Linked DNA regions of Homo sapiens: region 1 is linked to region 2. The links are chromatin contacts, found by Hi-C or POLR2A ChIA-PET in ENCODE. All regions are on one chromosome and are shown on one strand. Each heading gives the region's core, a stretch centred on a gene start or an enhancer-like site at or near the end of the contact. The rest is flanking DNA. Distances are from core to core; before and after follow the strand shown. Region 1 overlaps TCF20 (transcription factor 20). Region 2 holds the start of SMIM45 (small integral membrane protein 45).

Evidence for each region. A loop is a pair of places that touch in the nucleus more often than their neighbours do. ChIA-PET counts read pairs that join two places held with the same protein, here RNA polymerase II (POLR2A). Pooled maps may share reads with other maps.
Region 1: a map of heart right ventricle shows a loop between it and region 2 (8-fold over the local background). The contact joins the enhancer-like site here to the promoter of SMIM45 in region 2. A Hi-C loop is called at or near these places in 1 of 168 maps with a recorded cell type or tissue (heart right ventricle) and 7 of 50 pooled maps. POLR2A ChIA-PET finds 5 or more read pairs at or near these places in 3 of 52 experiments (GM12878, activated T-cell and naive thymus-derived CD4-positive, alpha-beta T cell).

What each region holds. Positions count from the first base shown.
Region 1 is chr22:42,213,486-42,216,185 of GRCh38, reverse strand. It overlaps TCF20 (transcription factor 20), which reads left to right. Exons shown (of 6, transcript NM_001378418.1): 2 at 845-2,700. The coding sequence starts at 881. Among named protein-coding and RNA genes, the nearest start is that of TCF20, 56 kb to the left of the region's middle. RefSeq lists an enhancer at 704-1,203. Within about 2 kb of position 1,450, at least 4 of the 41 ENCODE cell types and tissues checked have a DNase peak (open chromatin) inside an H3K27ac peak, as active enhancers do; they include heart right ventricle, where a contact is called at or near this core.
Region 2 is chr22:41,950,750-41,953,449 of GRCh38, reverse strand. SMIM45 (small integral membrane protein 45) reads right to left here and starts at 1,300. Exons shown (of 2, transcript NM_001395940.1): 1 at 1,029-1,300. RefSeq lists a silencer at 2,316-2,375 and an enhancer at 1,844-2,471.

The sequences.
Region 1 (2,700 bases), core at 201-2,700, 260 kb before region 2:
GCCAGGTGTTTGATGCTGCAGTGAACTACGACTGTGCCCCTGCACACTCCAGCCTGGGCAAGAGTGAGACCTTGTCTCAAAAAAAAAAAAAAAAAAAAAAAAAAAAGGATTTGGTTTTTCTTACCCCACACCCCCTCCCCCGCATAACTGGGAGGCTTATTGAAAAATTGCTGTTTTTCATTGACAGTAATAACACAGCCCCATATTTTAATCTGGTTGAGTTTGGGGGCTCATTTGTCTAATAAGGCATTATTAGATATATGAGACATACATGTTTTTGCTGTATTGGGTTTGTATGCACTCAGAGTGCTGCTTTTCATTCTACTACAGATTCTTGCCTCACTCTTTAGGCCATTTCTCTGCATATGTGCATTTTCAGAAGTGGATAGGATAAAATATAAAAGATGAAATTCAAGGTCAGGCGTGGTGGCTCATGCCTGTAATTCCAGCACTTTGGGAGGCCGAGGTGGGCGGATCACGAGGTCAGGAGTTCGAGACCAGCCTGGCCAGCACAGTGAAACCCTGTCTCTACTAAAAATACAAAAAATTAGCCGAGCCTGGTGGCCATGCGCCTGTAGTCCCAGCTACTCGGGAGGCTGAGGCAAGAGAATTGCTTGAACCCTGCAGGCAGAAGTTGCATTGAGCTGAGATCGTGCAATTGCACTCCAGCCTGGGTGACAGAGTGAGACTCTTGTCTCAAAAAACCAAAAAAAAAAAATAGAAATTCAAACCAGTCAGCTTCATCTGGGCCTCTGATTCATCTTTATTCCCTCCATCATCTAGACTTGATTTTATTTGTACCAAGGAGATGCGTGTCTAATGTTTTTCTTTCTTCTATTTCTAGGAGGGCTGTTGGCCTGCTGCTGTGCTGCTGAACAGTATGCAGTCCTTTCGGGAGCAAAGCAGTTACCACGGAAACCAGCAAAGCTACCCACAGGAGGTACACGGCTCATCCCGGCTAGAAGAGTTCAGCCCTCGTCAGGCCCAGATGTTCCAGAATTTTGGAGGTACAGGTGGCAGTAGTGGCAGCAGTGGCAGTGGCAGTGGTGGTGGACGACGAGGAGCAGCAGCTGCTGCGGCAGCGATGGCTAGCGAGACCTCTGGCCATCAAGGTTACCAGGGTTTCAGGAAAGAGGCTGGAGATTTTTACTACATGGCAGGCAACAAAGACCCCGTGACTACAGGAACCCCACAGCCTCCTCAGCGAAGGCCTTCTGGGCCTGTGCAGAGCTATGGACCCCCCCAGGGGAGCAGCTTTGGCAATCAGTATGGGAGTGAGGGTCATGTGGGCCAGTTTCAAGCACAGCACTCTGGCCTTGGCGGTGTGTCACATTATCAGCAGGATTACACTGGGCCTTTCTCTCCAGGGAGTGCTCAGTACCAACAGCAGGCTTCCAGCCAGCAGCAGCAGCAGCAAGTCCAGCAGTTGAGACAACAGCTTTACCAGTCCCATCAGCCCCTGCCACAGGCCACTGGCCAACCAGCATCCAGCTCATCCCATCTACAGCCAATGCAGCGGCCCTCAACTCTGCCATCCTCTGCTGCTGGTTACCAGTTAAGAGTGGGTCAGTTTGGCCAACACTATCAGTCTTCTGCTTCCTCCTCCTCCTCCTCCTCCTTCCCTTCACCACAGCGTTTTAGCCAGTCTGGACAGAGCTATGATGGCAGTTACAATGTGAATGCTGGATCTCAGTATGAAGGACACAATGTGGGTTCTAATGCACAGGCTTATGGAACACAATCCAATTACAGCTATCAGCCTCAATCTATGAAGAATTTTGAACAGGCAAAGATTCCACAAGGGACCCAACAGGGGCAGCAGCAGCAGCAACCGCAGCAACAACAACACCCTTCTCAGCATGTGATGCAGTATACTAACGCTGCCACCAAGCTGCCCCTGCAAAGCCAAGTGGGGCAGTACAACCAGCCTGAGGTTCCTGTGAGGTCCCCCATGCAGTTTCACCAGAACTTCAGCCCCATTTCTAACCCTTCTCCAGCTGCCTCTGTGGTTCAGTCTCCAAGCTGTAGTTCTACCCCATCTCCTCTCATGCAGACTGGGGAGAATCTCCAGTGTGGGCAAGGCAGTGTGCCTATGGGTTCCAGAAACAGAATTTTACAGTTAATGCCTCAACTCAGTCCAACCCCATCAATGATGCCCAGTCCTAATTCTCATGCTGCAGGCTTCAAAGGGTTTGGACTAGAAGGGGTACCAGAAAAGCGACTGACAGATCCTGGGTTGAGTAGTTTGAGTGCTCTGAGTACTCAAGTGGCCAATCTTCCTAACACTGTCCAGCACATGTTACTTTCTGATGCCCTGACTCCTCAGAAGAAGACCTCCAAGAGGCCCTCATCTTCCAAGAAAGCAGATAGCTGCACAAATTCTGAAGGCTCCTCACAACCTGAAGAACAGCTGAAGTCCCCTATGGCAGAGTCATTAGATGGAGGCTGCTCCAGCAGTTCAGAGGATCAAGGCGAGAGAGTGCGGCAACTAAGTGGCCAGAGCACCAGCTCTGACACCACCTACAAGGGTGGAGCCTCTGAGAAAGCTGGCTCCTCACCGGCACAAGGTGCTCAGAATGAACCCCCCAGACTCAATGCTAGTCCTGCCGCAAGAGAAGAGGCCACCTCACCAGGCGCTAAGGACATGCCATTGTCATCCGACGGGAACCCAAAGGTTAATGAGAAGACTGTTGGGGTGAT
Region 2 (2,700 bases), core at 51-2,550:
GATGCCCTGAGGCTTGCGTCCTCCAGGGGAGGGAAAGGCACCTGAGCAGGATGAAATGAGCAGATGCCCACCTTGCTTCTGGGGAGGAAAGCAGGGGGATGGATGGAAAGAACTCCAGGTAGGTCGGAGAGAAGCCCTCACTCTTCTGACCTCCGTCTCCAAACTCCAGCTCCTCTTGTCTCTCTACTCCCAGGTGGGCCTGTGAGGGAAGCTGTGGCCCCAGGGGAGGGAAAGATGCTGTTTCCTGGTCCTGCATCCATCCGGAGCCCCTCTCCTACCCCAAAGGTCCTCACTGGCTGTTCTGAGGCACCGACATTGTATTAAAGTGCCCTATTTGTGAAGGAATAAAATGAAGAGTGCACTGATTATCCAAAGTGACTAGTGCAGCCAGGGCAGGGGAGCGTGTAGGACCCAGCACCTTTTAACCAGCTGCCTTTCTGGGGAGCTGGAGAGAGTGCAGGATTGTCTGGTGCTGCCAGGGTTGGTGAAGGTAGGGAAGGAGCACCTCAGGCAGGGAGGCTGCTCCCTGTGTGACTTAACTGTGTCCAAGGTGACTCATGCCCCCTATCCAGGCCCAGCCAGGCCCCCAGTTTCCTTCCAGCTTAAACATGCGAATGGAGGGCTGGGGCAGAACAGAAGCCATTTCAGCTGCAATGCTGGGGGATGTGGAATAGAGATCAAGGTCCCCCAACCTCTCCAGCCCTGTGCACAAAATCCCAGGCATTCTGAGGCTGACTGAGGACCCCGTGGTCTCTTCCTGATTTCTCAGGGAACTGACCTAGGTGGAAAAGCAACACACTCACTGGCCTCCTGTGTTATCTTGGCCCCTTCTTCACCCTCTCTGGGCCTCACGGTCCCCTGTGCACGGTGACAGGGTGGGGATGGGGTTACCAGATGATCTATATGGAATTTTCCAGCCTCATTTCAGCCAATGTGCTGCCTGAGACAGTGTGAGTTTGCAGAGCCCCTCTCCCTACCTCCCAAGCCATTGGCACCACTCGGTGCCCTCCGTGTGCCCAAAGACCCACCTCACGCCCTGCAGATGCCAGTTCCGGGGGCTCTGTGCTGAGCACACCGCCTCAGCCTGAGCAGCTCAGCATTGGCCCGTGGACTCATTCGCAGCTGCTGTCCCCAGAGACACTGCCATCTGCGGCCGCCCTGGGTGCTGGAGGCAGAGATAGGGCAGAGCCAATGCAACCCACGGGAGACGAGCTTCTCACACCCAGGGGCTCTGAGTGGGCCAGGAGGGGGCAGTCCTGGACTGGCTCAGCACCCTGGTATCTCTCCCTGCCCATCAGAGACCCTTCCCCCTAGCCCCCACTCTCAGGATGGCAGGAGGTGGGACCTGTCTCAGCCAATCAGCAGCCTGGCAGAGCAAGGGCTTTATCTTCCGTTGCCCTGGCAACCAGCCTTCTCTTCTGGATCCCTGGTACTGTGCACGTGGTACAGCAGATGACAGAGCGGCAGGATTGGGGGAGTGCGGGGAGGGGGAATCACCCAGCAGGCTGCAGGACCCCAAGCCTGGTGGGCCTAGAGAGGAGAGGACCGTGGCTGATAACTCTAAGGTTTGATGGTCTGCCATTTGGGGAGCAGGGAGATGCTGGGGTAAATGGCAAGCGGGTGGGGACAGAGAATCAGTGACCAGTAGAGCTCAAGGGGGTCATATGTTATACAAGGAAAAACCAAGACTGAGTCTGAGAGTTCAGACACATTGGCTCAATGTAACATTTCCTATGCACCAGACACTGTTTTCAACGCTTTGATTATATTAACTCAATTAATTCTTATTCATGGTCACACAGCAAGAAAGTAGCAATGCCAGGGTCAGAGCCCTAGCCTGGCTTTCAGGACCCTTGCAAATGGCTCCCCCTCCCCATTCTGCCTCATCTACCCCACAGCACCCCTGGCTGGTGTACAGCCAGCACAGGCATTGAGCACTCCCATCTTCCAGCTGGCCCCAACATCACTTCCTGCAGTCCTCCCAGCTGGATTGGTGTTGAGACCCCATTTTGGGATGAGGCAGAGAGGTGATGCTGCTGGCCTTCTCCTTCTCCCAGAGCCCTCAGCTTCTCAGTGACTGAGCTGGAATTCAAAGCCAAGAGCTGACGTTGGGGGTGGGGTCCACCTTCCCAAGCATGGATCCTCCCCCTCCCCCTATGCCATAGACAAGGTATCTGCCACGTGTTGAGGGCTATTCTCAGGAGGGAGAGAGCAGCCCCCTAGGGCCCACGGGGCGTGGCTGGGAAAAGGCTTCCAGGAACCACCTCCCTAGGGAATCCGTTCCCAGAAACCTGGGGATGGGCAGGGGGAAAGCCTCTGGGTGAGGTGGCTTCAGGACCTAGGTCCCCCACCACAGACACCTCTGCGCCATCTAGGGGCTCTTCAGGTATGACAGGTCCTTTCCAGCATATGTGGGACTGGGGGGTGACTGTGAGTTCACAGAGGGTTTGTTTTTTTTGAGACGGAGTCTCGCTGTGTTCGCCAGGCTGGAGTGCAGTGGCGCAATCTCGGCTCACTGCAACCTCTACCTCCCGGGTTCAAGCGATTCCCCTGCCTCAGCCTTCCGAGGAGCTGGGACTACAGGTGGGCACCACCATGCCCGGCTAATTTTTTGTATTTTAGTAGAGGCGGGTTTACGATATTGGCCAGGATGGTCTCGATCTACTGACCTCATGATCTGCCCACCTCGGCCTCCCAAAG